2 separate regions of the Homo sapiens genome follow, and region 1 is linked to region 2. The links are chromatin loops, found by intact Hi-C in ENCODE. Cell type or tissue: gastrocnemius medialis. All regions are shown on one strand. Each heading gives the region's core, and the rest is flanking DNA. Links, peaks and the distances in the headings are about the cores only. Region 1 overlaps LINC01134 (long intergenic non-protein coding RNA 1134). Region 2 has its middle 5.9 kb from the start of TPRG1L.

Region 1 (5,365 bases), core at 132-5,131, 290 kb after region 2:
AGAGGCAAAAGGGTGGGGATAATTTTTCCCTTGGATTTGTCAGTTCCAAGATGTATAACTTTAGTATTCCAGAAAATAGATTTATACCAGATCGGGAATTTCTCTATTTCTCTCTCTCTCTCTTTGCTCTCTCTCTGTCTCTCCTCTCTCTCTCTCTTTCTCTCTGTCTCTCTGTCTCTCTCTCTCTCTCTCTCTCTCTCTCTCTCTCTCTCTCTCACACACACACACACACACACACACACACACACACACACTCAGTAAGAGTTCAGGCCAGTTACAAAGGTCAAGGACACAGTCCATGCAAGGCCTCACCCTGGTACGAATCACAAGTTCAGGTGCCCAAGGCCACCCTCAGTTTGATGATTCTAGAAGGACTCCCAGAACTCCTTGAAAGCTATTACACTCACAGTTGTGGTTTCTGTATTAGTCCATTCTTGAATTGCTGTGAAGAAATACCTGAGACTGGGTAATTTATGAAGAAAAGAGGTGTAATTGGCTCCTGGGTCCACAGGCTGTACAGGGGCATGGTGGCACCTGCTCGGCTGCTGGGGAGGCCTCAGGAAGCCTCCAGTCCTGGCAGAAGCCAGAGGGGAGCCAGCCTGTCTGGGTGGGAACAACATCTACATAAATCAGTTCCTTACCGGGAAAGGATACAGATTAAGATTGGCCAAAGGAGGGGAGGCAGGGGGCCGAGTCCAGGAAAAGTGCCCCAAGCGGAGCTCTTGCTGTCCCTTTCCTGTGGGACTGGGACTTGTGACTCTCCTGCGTCAACGTGGTAGCACGAGCGAGGGCCAGCCTCAAGCCACAGTGTCCAGGTTCTCACTGGGGCTCCATTCCATGGGCATGGCTGATTGAGTGACCACCCAAATGGTCAGTCCCCGTCCTGCGGCCGATTGCCACCGTGTGGTCCCCATCTCCCACCCTCCATGACACCGTTGGTCTTTCTGGCATGGCCAGCCCCACCCTGAGACCATCATGGTGGCTCTCCTCCACCCTAAGTCACATCACTGGACTCTCCTGTGTAACCCAAGGCCCTGGGCAAACAGTGACTCCTATCAGGCAGGACATCGTGGAGGTCACCTCCCAGTGGCTGAGGACAAAGGTCAGGCCTCTTTGGGGCAGGATTCAATTCTTACCGCAGACCTTCCTCCTCCCACACACAAGTGAGCTACGGAGAAAAGGGAATAGAATATCTCTCTGGTGGGTCTGGAATGCCCGTTTTCGGAGGCTGGTTGGAACTTTCTTATCTCCTTTTATTTCTGATTTCTGTTGAAATTCCCCGGAACTAATGCCTATTGTATGAACCTGATTACAAAGAGAGAGATTTTACAGAGCATTTTTCCTCTCAGGAAAAAGGAGGCACCCTGCTTTTTTCTCAGTGAGAGAGAAATGTTCTTTGAATAATTTTTTAATTTACTAAAAAATTTTTGATCCTACTGCTAAGGGGATGCAACCTTCCTGCAGAGAGGCGTGCAGATAAAGTTGTCTTAATATTTGCATTTCTGCAGAGCATGGGCTGCTGCAGCCCGGGGGGTGTGTACCGTGGTGATTTGTAAAGTGACTTCTACCCTGTCACAGGGGTGAGGAAAATGGGTCCCCAGGCTGTGAAGGCCTCGTCCCTCCCCACGGCCATGGGAACCGGACTGAGGTTCCTTACTTGGCTGGACACAGTTTGACCCAGACTCTTCTCCAAACCAGAGGCCAGCCTTCCCACTTAGTAAAAAATTCGTTATCCTTCCCCTAGATGTTATTAATTTCTTCCTGGGGTTTTAAAGAAGTCAGTGCATTTTATGGCCAGTGGAGTGTTGATGGTTCAGTGCACATAGCACCTGCGTCTGTGAGTGGAGTGTTGATGGTTCGGTGCACATAGCACCTGCGTCTGCGGTGATCAGCACCCTCGGGGCAGAGCGTTGCATCCAAACGGGCATTTTCGGCGTGATGTTCCCAGTGGGGCTTTTCCTAGCAATGGCTTTTTAAACTCTGCTGCGAGGACGCCCAGCATCAGCGACATCCAACTCCCTGGAACGGCAGGGCTGCCACTGAACTTGTGTGGTCCAGGCCTGGAGTGTCCAGTTCTCTCTCAAGCTGGGCACTGGGTCCCCGAGAGTCTCCCAAGGACAATGGAGAAGCAGGATGCGCGGGCTCAGAAGCAATGCGGCCCCCCAGCACTGCATGCCCAGCCACCCCAACTTCTAGGCAGCTGCAGGCTCCCACCTGCGCAGAGAATAGGCTGTTCACCTGCAACGGCGGCTGGCGCCGGGGGAGGTGGGCGTTCTGGGAGAGGAGGAGCCCCTGGCTGCATGGCTGTGCCGTGGGTGGTGCCGTGGACCTGCTGGTGGCCGAGTCCCTCTGAGGGCTGCATGTTTTGAGGGGACCCTGGCTTTGGCCTGGCATGGACCCTCTTGCGCAGATCATCTCGTGATTCTCCTGGCAACCCTGTGAGACGGACGGGTTCTTTCATTGCCCACTGTTGGCACCTGGGGAGATGGAGGAGCACAGAGGGGACACACCTTGCTCAGGATCACACAGCAAGGAGGTGCCAAGGTCGAGTTGGACCTGGACTCCCCACTTTCACGGCCATGTGGGTCTCTGCAGGGCACCCTTCCTGGAGGAGGACCGGTGCAGACCCCTGTTGAGTAGGGGACAGCCGCCTGGAGAACCACCCTTGGCCGCCTTAGGTAGGTGCCAGCGCAGGTGTCTGCAGTCCTGACGCCAGGGGGCAGGATGAGACAGGGGAACGAAGTCGGTGCGGCAGGCGTGGCGGCCTCGCCGGTCTTTTCCTGGGACGCTCTCAGGATGGCTCTCGGAGGGTGCCCGGGCGGCAGGCAGGGCTCAGAATGCGGCTCCGTTGCTCACTAACGGCCTTCAGAGTCTTCTGAGCAGTCCAGGATGGGGGCAGCAGCTGCCTCTGTAGAGAATGTGAATCTTTGGCTTCTCAGGTATCCAACACCTTGGCAAGCACCAGGGAGTGAAATCACTGAATTAAGAATGTGTTTGTGAGAAGTGGCAGCTGCTTCCCGCTGGGGCTCAGGGAGGGAGTTGCGGGCTGGGCCGGGGGCTGCTGAGCTCCGTGTCCACTGCTGTCTGGTCTGGAAACAGCGTGAATCCCGGTGACCGCCGCTCCCTCCCAGGCTGTCCCGGCAGGTTCTGAGCTGGTGAGAGGGATTTCAGGGTGGTGGGTGCTGTGCTGAGGCTTTGCTCCCCTGCTGGGTTGAGTGTCTGCAGCCGCCCCCACATCCCCCGCTTTGCTAGTCTTTTCCTTCACGCAGCCTTTGCTGCCCAGGGGGACCCACCCCAGCTGTTCTCGGGAGCCCAGCCCCTCTGCAGAGTTCTTTAGGCTGCTCCTACCCAGAGGGACCTTCCCAGCAGGTGGGCCTAGCTTCAGATCTCCAAGTCTGTGGTGGCCCCCACCCACTGAGACCCAGGAGGCCCAGCGGGACTTGGGGTTCAGGCCAAGGTTTGTCTGGCTCCCTCCTTCCTCCTTCCAGGCACGTTGTCTAGAAATCACCTCATCTCTTACAGGTCACCAGTTAATTGTGTTGGAGGAAGCTCTGGGATGTACGGGTCTGAATGGCCCACAGCAGTTCAGGCCCTGGACTGAGCCTGGAACCCGCCCCCAGGGCTGGGTCCTGGCCTCGCCCATCTGTCTCCCTTGAGGGGAGGGCTGGGTTCTTCTCTTGGCCTCAGTTCCCTCCCGTTTGCCATTCCAAATACTTTTTATTCCCTCCCCCTTCCCCCAGCATCTCCTTTCTCTTCCTTTGTCTCCAGCCTTGTCTGTCGCTTTGCTTCTGGGCCTTGGCATCTGGGCATGAACCCACCGCCTCCAGCCAGTGCGAAGAGTGGGCGCCACTGGCCGGGTTCATCTTGCTGTGGTGGCGTGTTTGGGGGACCTGGGGGGGGACTGATGGGTCCCCAGGGTTTCTGAGGATGTGGGCCTTGGAGCGCTCCCAAGAGGCCAGTCTTCGTTTAACGTGGGTGGTCCCCACAAATGCTGGGGATGGGGGGTTTCCGGCCGCCCTCTGGGCATGAACTTTGGGCCTTTATCCCAAGTCTTCGGGGCAAGGAAGGGGAGTGGGAATTAAACTGGTGCCGGCCGTTAGGTCCACCCAGCAGATCTACCCGGCAGGCACAGCACCGCGGTCCGGAGAGCGCCAGTGCCTGTCACCAGGAGCAGAGTGAACCCCTCGTGGGTGCCAGCTCCTCCTGCCCCTCCTGAGCCTGACGGGGCTACGGTTTTCAGTGGCTGCGACGCCACAGGACCTGTGAGGAGAGACTGCACCCTGAAGGTCTGGCGGCGAGCGGATCCTAAACAAAGTGAGGCCTAGGAGCGCCGTCCTGAAGGCACTGCTCTCCCCAGGGCCAGCTCCTGGCTATGGGGTCAGACAGGTCGCTGGGTCCTCACAGCCAGCGCAAACACAGATCCAGGCGTGGTCGTCCCGTGTCCAGGGAGCTGCTACCTTGTGCTGCTGGGACCTGGCATCGAGTAGGTACAGCCAAGCCCACAGGAACGGAGCCGTGGCTTCCAGGGTCGTGCAACCCTGGCCTGCCCTGGGCTGGCTGAGGGGCCCACCACCCTGGGCTGGCACTTGGGCTCCCCTCAAGCAGACTGCCTGTCTGCAGCCTCATCTCCTGAGAGCGGAGCCTCAGCCAGCCTAGGTGCAGGTCACCCTCACACGTGGCCGCACCAAGGCCACCTCACAATCACAGCCATGCCACATGCTGAGCCCCCGAGATGTGCAGGCCACATGCCAGCTGGCTGCTTCTGTTGTGTTTCTGCGGGAGCTGCATGAGGCTGAAGGAGAGACCCGGGCAGAGAGAGGCTGAGCCTCTTGCTCTTGGAGGCAGACGCGGGTTTCGGTGCTGCCCCCCTCTGACACCCTGGTCGACATTTCTGTTCCTGCCTCAGGCCTCCTCCTTGAACCTGCCTCTGACCTCACCAGGAGTGGGTTTGTCTGGCGACCAGACCCTGGTGGCCTTCTGCTGAAGCCTCTGCAATCGTTCCGCACTGGGGGCTCGGTGACCGCAGGTGGACCCTGCTCTGTGGGAAGCAGCCTGGGGGCTACGGGAGGCAGTGAGAGGGTCACCCCATCTCTCTGGAGTTTGACACAGTCTCCCATCTGGCCTCAACTGTACTGACCCCTGACCTCTGACCTTCAAGCCCCCAGGCCCAGTCGAACTGGTACCTTAAAAGGACACGGCCTGTTGGTGTCTGGGTGAGGCCACTGGGTCGATGTGGATGGAGGGTGGCTGGATGTGCTTTCTGGGGGTCCTCTGGACACAGGGGGTGCTGTAATCCCCTCCCCTTCCTGGAGACCTGGCGGACACGCCTCCTCCCAGGGACGCCCAGGCAGGCCAAGCCCAGGTC
Region 2 (5,365 bases), core at 211-5,210:
CAGTCCTCACGTCAACACCAACGACTGCCCCGTACCGCCCCGGTCTGTTCCTCACATCAACACCAACGACCACCCCGGACCGCCCCAGTCTGTGCCAGCACCCCCAGTGTGAGATGACCACAAAATCCAGCAACACCCAGCACGTGCAGGTGATGGCCAGAGACGGGGGTGAGAGAGGGGGTGGGAGGCCGGGGGTGAGAGACGGGGTGGGAGTCTCTCCAGATAGCAAAGGATCGCACCAGAAACCCTGCACCAAATACGTAACTGAGTCTATGGCCAGCCTTTGGGTAGCCGACTCTGAATTCATTTCTAAGCCTCTGAATTTGCCCCAAAAGAGAAAGTAAAGTGAAAAGATCAATCTGTGGCATACCTAAGGTGGGCTGTGTGATGTGGCCCCAAGCGTGGCGGGGGAGAACGGGAATCCCGGAGCAGATGGCCCGGTCAGAACCCCAGTGTCCCAACTGCCGCCTGGCTGGGATGTCTTCCTTCCTGGTTCTGTGCCTGTGTCCTCCTGAATGACAATGGAGACAGCAGAGGGGCAACCTCCGGTTCCAGTTCCTGCTCAGCGTTTGAACCATGGTACCAGCAAGCACAGCTATTGTTCTGAGGACCAGACAGTGGCCAGACACACAGGCCTGGGCTGCGGCGTGCAGGCTTCCCCCTCTACACCCTGCTCCCGCCATCCCTCCCTCCAACCCTCCAACCCCGGACACACAGGCCTGGGCTGTGCCATGCAGGCCCCCACAACTGCCCGCCCTCCCACCCCCGGCTCCTGCCATCCCTCCCTCCAACCTCGGGGGCAGCATCAGGATGAAGCTAGGTCTGGAAATATGAAGGTGTTTCAGACCAGGTGCTGACACTCAGATGGAAAACTGTACCTACTCCCGCCACCATGCTAGCAGCTCAGGACACAGCCTACTGGGTTGAAGAGTGGCCTCCAAAGACGTTGGCCCACATCCTCCCCTGCCACCCGTGAATGTGACCTTATTTGAAAAAAGGGTGTCTGCCCCATGTTCTCACTTATGAGTGGGAGCTGAATGATGAGAACACATGGACACATGTGGGGAACAGCACTCGCTGGGGCCTGTGGAGGGGTGGTGGGGAGGGAGAGCATCAGGAAGAAGAGCTAATGGATGCTGGGCTGAATAACCAGGTGACGGCTGACCTGCACAGCAAACCACCACGGCACACATTTACCTGTGTCACAAACCTGCACATCCTGCACATGGACCCCTGAACTTAAAACAAAATTTGAAGAAAAAATAAATTAAACTGGGAAAGAAAAAAAGGTGTTTGCAGATATAATCAAGTAAAGGATCTCCGGATGAGAGCATCCTGGATTTTCCCGGCAGGCTGTAAATCCTCGGACAGGCGTCCTTGTAAGAGAAAGCAGAGGGAGATTTGAGACAGAGCCACAGGGAGAGCGCAGCGTGGAGACCGAGGCGATGTGTCCATGAGCCAAGGGGAACCGGGGGTTGCTGGAGCTGCCAGAAGCTGGGAGAGAGACAGGCTGGCCCGGTCCTCGGTCACTTGTTACAGCACTGCAGGAAACTCCTGAGTGAGGCACCCAAGGCCCTGTCCCTGGGGAGCCCCCGGCCCAGAGAGGAGCGGGGCCTCCACAGCGGGTGCTGCCCTGCCCTGCCCTGGGGCAGCGACACCCTGCAGGCCCCTGGCCCCAGCCACCTTAGCAGCACCTACACACAGGAATAGACAGAGGCTCCCCCATCACCCCGGCGCCATCCCCAGCAAGGCCAAGCCTGGGAGGCAGGGCGCCCTGCTGTCCAGCAGGCTTTGTGCAGTGCAGCCCTTGCATTTCTCAAGGTCAGAGCGGTGTGGGCCGCACCCTGCCTGCCACGCTGACCAGAACCAGAACCGACACACAGTCCCCAGCAACATTCTGTTTAAGACCTTCTGGCCCCCAAGTTAACCTGAAGTCTCCCAGCCTCCTCCTGGGTCCCACTCACCCAAAGGAAGCCCACCCCTCGAGACCAGGCCTTCCCACTGGATCCACGGCCGAGAGACCACCTGGGGACCCTGGGCCCCACACGGCGAGGGGCAGGTGGGAAGCAGCGCAAAACCATCCTCCTGCTGGGGTGCAGAGGTGGAGGAAATTACCATCAACGCGACTCAGCCTTTGAGAACTGCACGAGAATGACACCCCTGCTACTTCCCCGCAGCCTGCTCTTGATCCTCAAACCCATCCGAAAGGCCCCTTCCCCGCCGGCAGGGAGAGGCATTTATTTGTGGAAGTTGCTTCTGCTTCTGTCATGACTTGCCAAAGAGTAAGGGCTGTGTCTGCAAGACACCACCTGAGCGCTCACGACTGCCCCAAGCACTGCCAGCCCTCGTACACAGCCCTGGGACCCGCCAAGCCCCAGCCCTGGCTCCATGGAGAAGGGAGAGGCTGAGAAACATTCCTCAGCCCAAAGTGCATCCCCCAAAGCACAGCTGTCTCTGGAAGCCCAGGACCCTGCCTGAGGGAAGAGCCTCCAGGCTGCACACTGACCTCCAACCTGGGGGAGCTGGTGCCGGCACCTAGAGGACACAAACCCTTGGGCTGCCCTTTGGCACGTGGCCCCCTGACTCCCACATCCATCGGAGAACAAGGGCACAGGCAGGACCCACTGATTTTGTAAAATGCAAAACCATAACATGTGGAAATTAAGATAAAAACCCACACTTCCCAGCGGAGATTTCCAGTGGCAGGAAGATAAATAATGACTTCATGTAGGGCCTGAATACACACACCCAGCGTGAAGCTGCGCCCTCTAATTGGAAGACCTCGCATGGGTGATGCTGCCACCTGCTGACAGAAATGGAAATAGCTCCTTCAAAGCCCCAAGAAATACACAAACTCAGGGGCTCCCCTCCCGGGACCTCACAGCCACACCCCAATCACGAACCATCTTCCCTGCCCCACGACCAGTGTGTGTGGAGAGAGCAGCCATCCGGCTGGACGTTCCATCATGCACGTGTGACACATCATTACATGTGTCCCCCAGAAAGGCACAGTCCAGTCTTAACCCCAGTGCGTGTGATATGACTGGTATGGTTTGGCTGTATGCCCCCACCCAAATGTCATCTCCAATTGTAATCCCCCACGTGTCGAGAGAGGGGCCTGGTGGGAAGAGATTGCATCATGGGGGCAGATTTCTCCCTTGCTGTTCTCGTGATAGTCAGTTCTCAGGAGATCTGATGGTTTAAATGTGTGGCACTTCCCGCCCCCGTCACCCCTGCCGCCATGCTTCCCCTTCATCTTCCGCCATGACTGTAAGTTTCCTGAGGCCTCCCCAGCCGGGTGTAATGGTGAGTCAATTGAACCTCTTTCCTTTATAAATTACCCAGGCTCAGGTAGTTCTTTATAGGAGTGTGAACGTGGACTAATACAGAAAATTGGTAGCAGGATAGTGGGCACTGATATTAAGATACCTGAAAATGTGGAGGTGATTTTGGAACTGGGTAATGGGCAGAGGTTGGAACAGTTTGGAGGGCTCAGAAGACAGGAAGCTGTGGGAAAGTTTGGAACTTCCTAGAGACTTGTTGAATGGTTCTGACCGAAATGCTGATAGTGATACGGACAATGTCCAGGCTGATGTGGTCTCAGACGAAAATGAGGAACTTACTGGGAACTGGAGCAAAGCTATATTTTAGTAAAGAGACTAGGAGCATTTTGTCCCTGCCCTAGAGATCCGTGGAACTTTGAATTTGAGAGAGATGATTTAGGGTATCTGGCAGAAGAAATTTCTAAGCGGCAAAGCATTTGAGATGTGAGCTGGCTTTTTCTGAAAGTGTACAGTCATGTGCGTTCACAAGGAGATGATCTGAAATTGGAACTTATGTTTAAAAGCAAAGCAGGACATAAAAGTTTGGAAAATTTGCAGCCTGACTATGTGGTAGAAAACCCATTGTCTGGGGGAGAAATTCAAGCCATCAGCTGTAGAAATGTCTCCAAGACATTTCAGAGAGCTTCACGGCAGACCCTCCCATCACAGGCCCAGAGGCCTTGGGGGCAAAATCAGCTCCAGTCAGGGCCAAAAGGGGTCAAGGGACAGCCCAGGCGGAGCCCGTAGGTGTGCAGAAGACAAGAGGTGAACTTCGGGAGACTCTGCCTAGATTTCAGAGGATGTATGGAAACACCTAGAAGTCCAGGCTGAAGTCTGCTGCAGGGGCAGAGCCCTCATGGAGAACCTCTGCTAGGGCAATGCAGAGGGGAAATGTGGGGTGGGAGCCTCCACACACGGAGTCCCCACTGGGGCACTTGTAGGGACCAGCCCTACAGGGTCAGTGGGTCTTTCTCCCCATGTGCAGAGATGAGAGATCGTAGAAATAAAGACACAAGAGAAAGAGATAGAAGAAAAGACAGCTGGGCCCTGGGGGACCACTATTACCAAGGCGCGGAGACCGGTAGCAGCCCCGAATGCCTGGCTGCGCTGTTATTTATTGGGTACAAGACAAGGGGGCAGGGTAAGGAGTGTGACTCATCTCCAATGATAGGTAAGGTCACGTGGTTCACATGTCCACTGGACAGGGGGCCCTTCCCCGTTTGGCAGCTGAGGCGGAGAGAGAGAGGAGAGACAGCTTACGCCATTATTTCCGCATATCAGAGACTTCTGGTACTTCCACTAATTTTGCACCTGCTATCTAAAAGGCAGAGCCAGGTGTACAGGATGGAACATGAAAGCGGACCAGGAGCATGACCACTGAAGCACAGCATCACAGGGAGACAGGCCTCCAGATAACTGTGGGCAAGCCTGACTAATGTCAGGCCCTCCACAAGAGGTGGAGGAGTAGAGTCTTCTCTAAACTCCCCTGGGGAAAGGGAGACTCCTTTTCCTGGTCTGCTCAGTAGTGGGTGCTTTTCCCTTGGCACTGACGCTGCCACTAGACCACGGTCCGCTTGGTAACAGGCGTCTTCCCAGACGCTGGTGTTACCGCTAGACCAAGGAGCCCTCTGGTGGCCCTGTCCGGGCATAACAGAAGGCTCGCACTTGTCTTCTGGTCACTTCTCACCATGTCCCCTCAGCTCCCATCTCTGTACGGCCTGGTTTTTTCTAGGTTATGATTGTAGAGCGAGGATTATTATAATATTGGAATAAAGAGCAATTACTACAAATTAATGATTAATGATATTTACATATAATCATATCTATGATCTAGATCTAGTATAACTCTTGTTATTTTATATATCTTATTACACCGGAACAGCTCGTGCCCTCGGTCTCTTGCCTCAGCACCGGGGTGGCTTGCTGCCCACAGGCACTGACTAGTGGAGCTACGAGAAGGGGGACACTGTCCTCCAGACCCCAGAATGGTAGATCTACCAGCAGCTTGCACCCTGCACCTGGAAAAGCCGTAGGCACTCAGG

What was found. Peaks named below come from ENCODE experiments on the same cell type or tissue, not always from the same donor. Only the 100,000 strongest peaks of a DNase experiment are listed, where the experiment ranks them.
Region 1: it touches region 2 in a loop (3-fold over the local background); 10 of 110 quality-filtered maps call a loop at or near these places.

What each region holds. Positions count from the first base shown.
Region 1 is chr1:3,908,247-3,913,611 of GRCh38, forward strand. All of the region lies in intron 2 of LINC01134 (long intergenic non-protein coding RNA 1134), which reads left to right. Among named protein-coding and RNA genes, the nearest start is that of LINC01134, 11 kb to the left of the region's middle. RefSeq lists an enhancer at 2,977-3,862. In gastrocnemius medialis, for the core only: a CTCF peak has its summit at 2,703 (motif pointing right); a DNase peak (open chromatin) is centred at 2,695.
Region 2 is chr1:3,616,389-3,621,753 of GRCh38, forward strand. It overlaps a transcript of MEGF6 not described here. Among named protein-coding and RNA genes, the nearest start is that of TPRG1L, 5.9 kb to the right of the region's middle. RefSeq lists enhancers at 2,118-3,026, 2,963-3,012. In gastrocnemius medialis, for the core only: CTCF peaks have their summits at 2,810 (motif pointing left) and 4,997 (motif pointing left); a DNase peak (open chromatin) is centred at 2,783.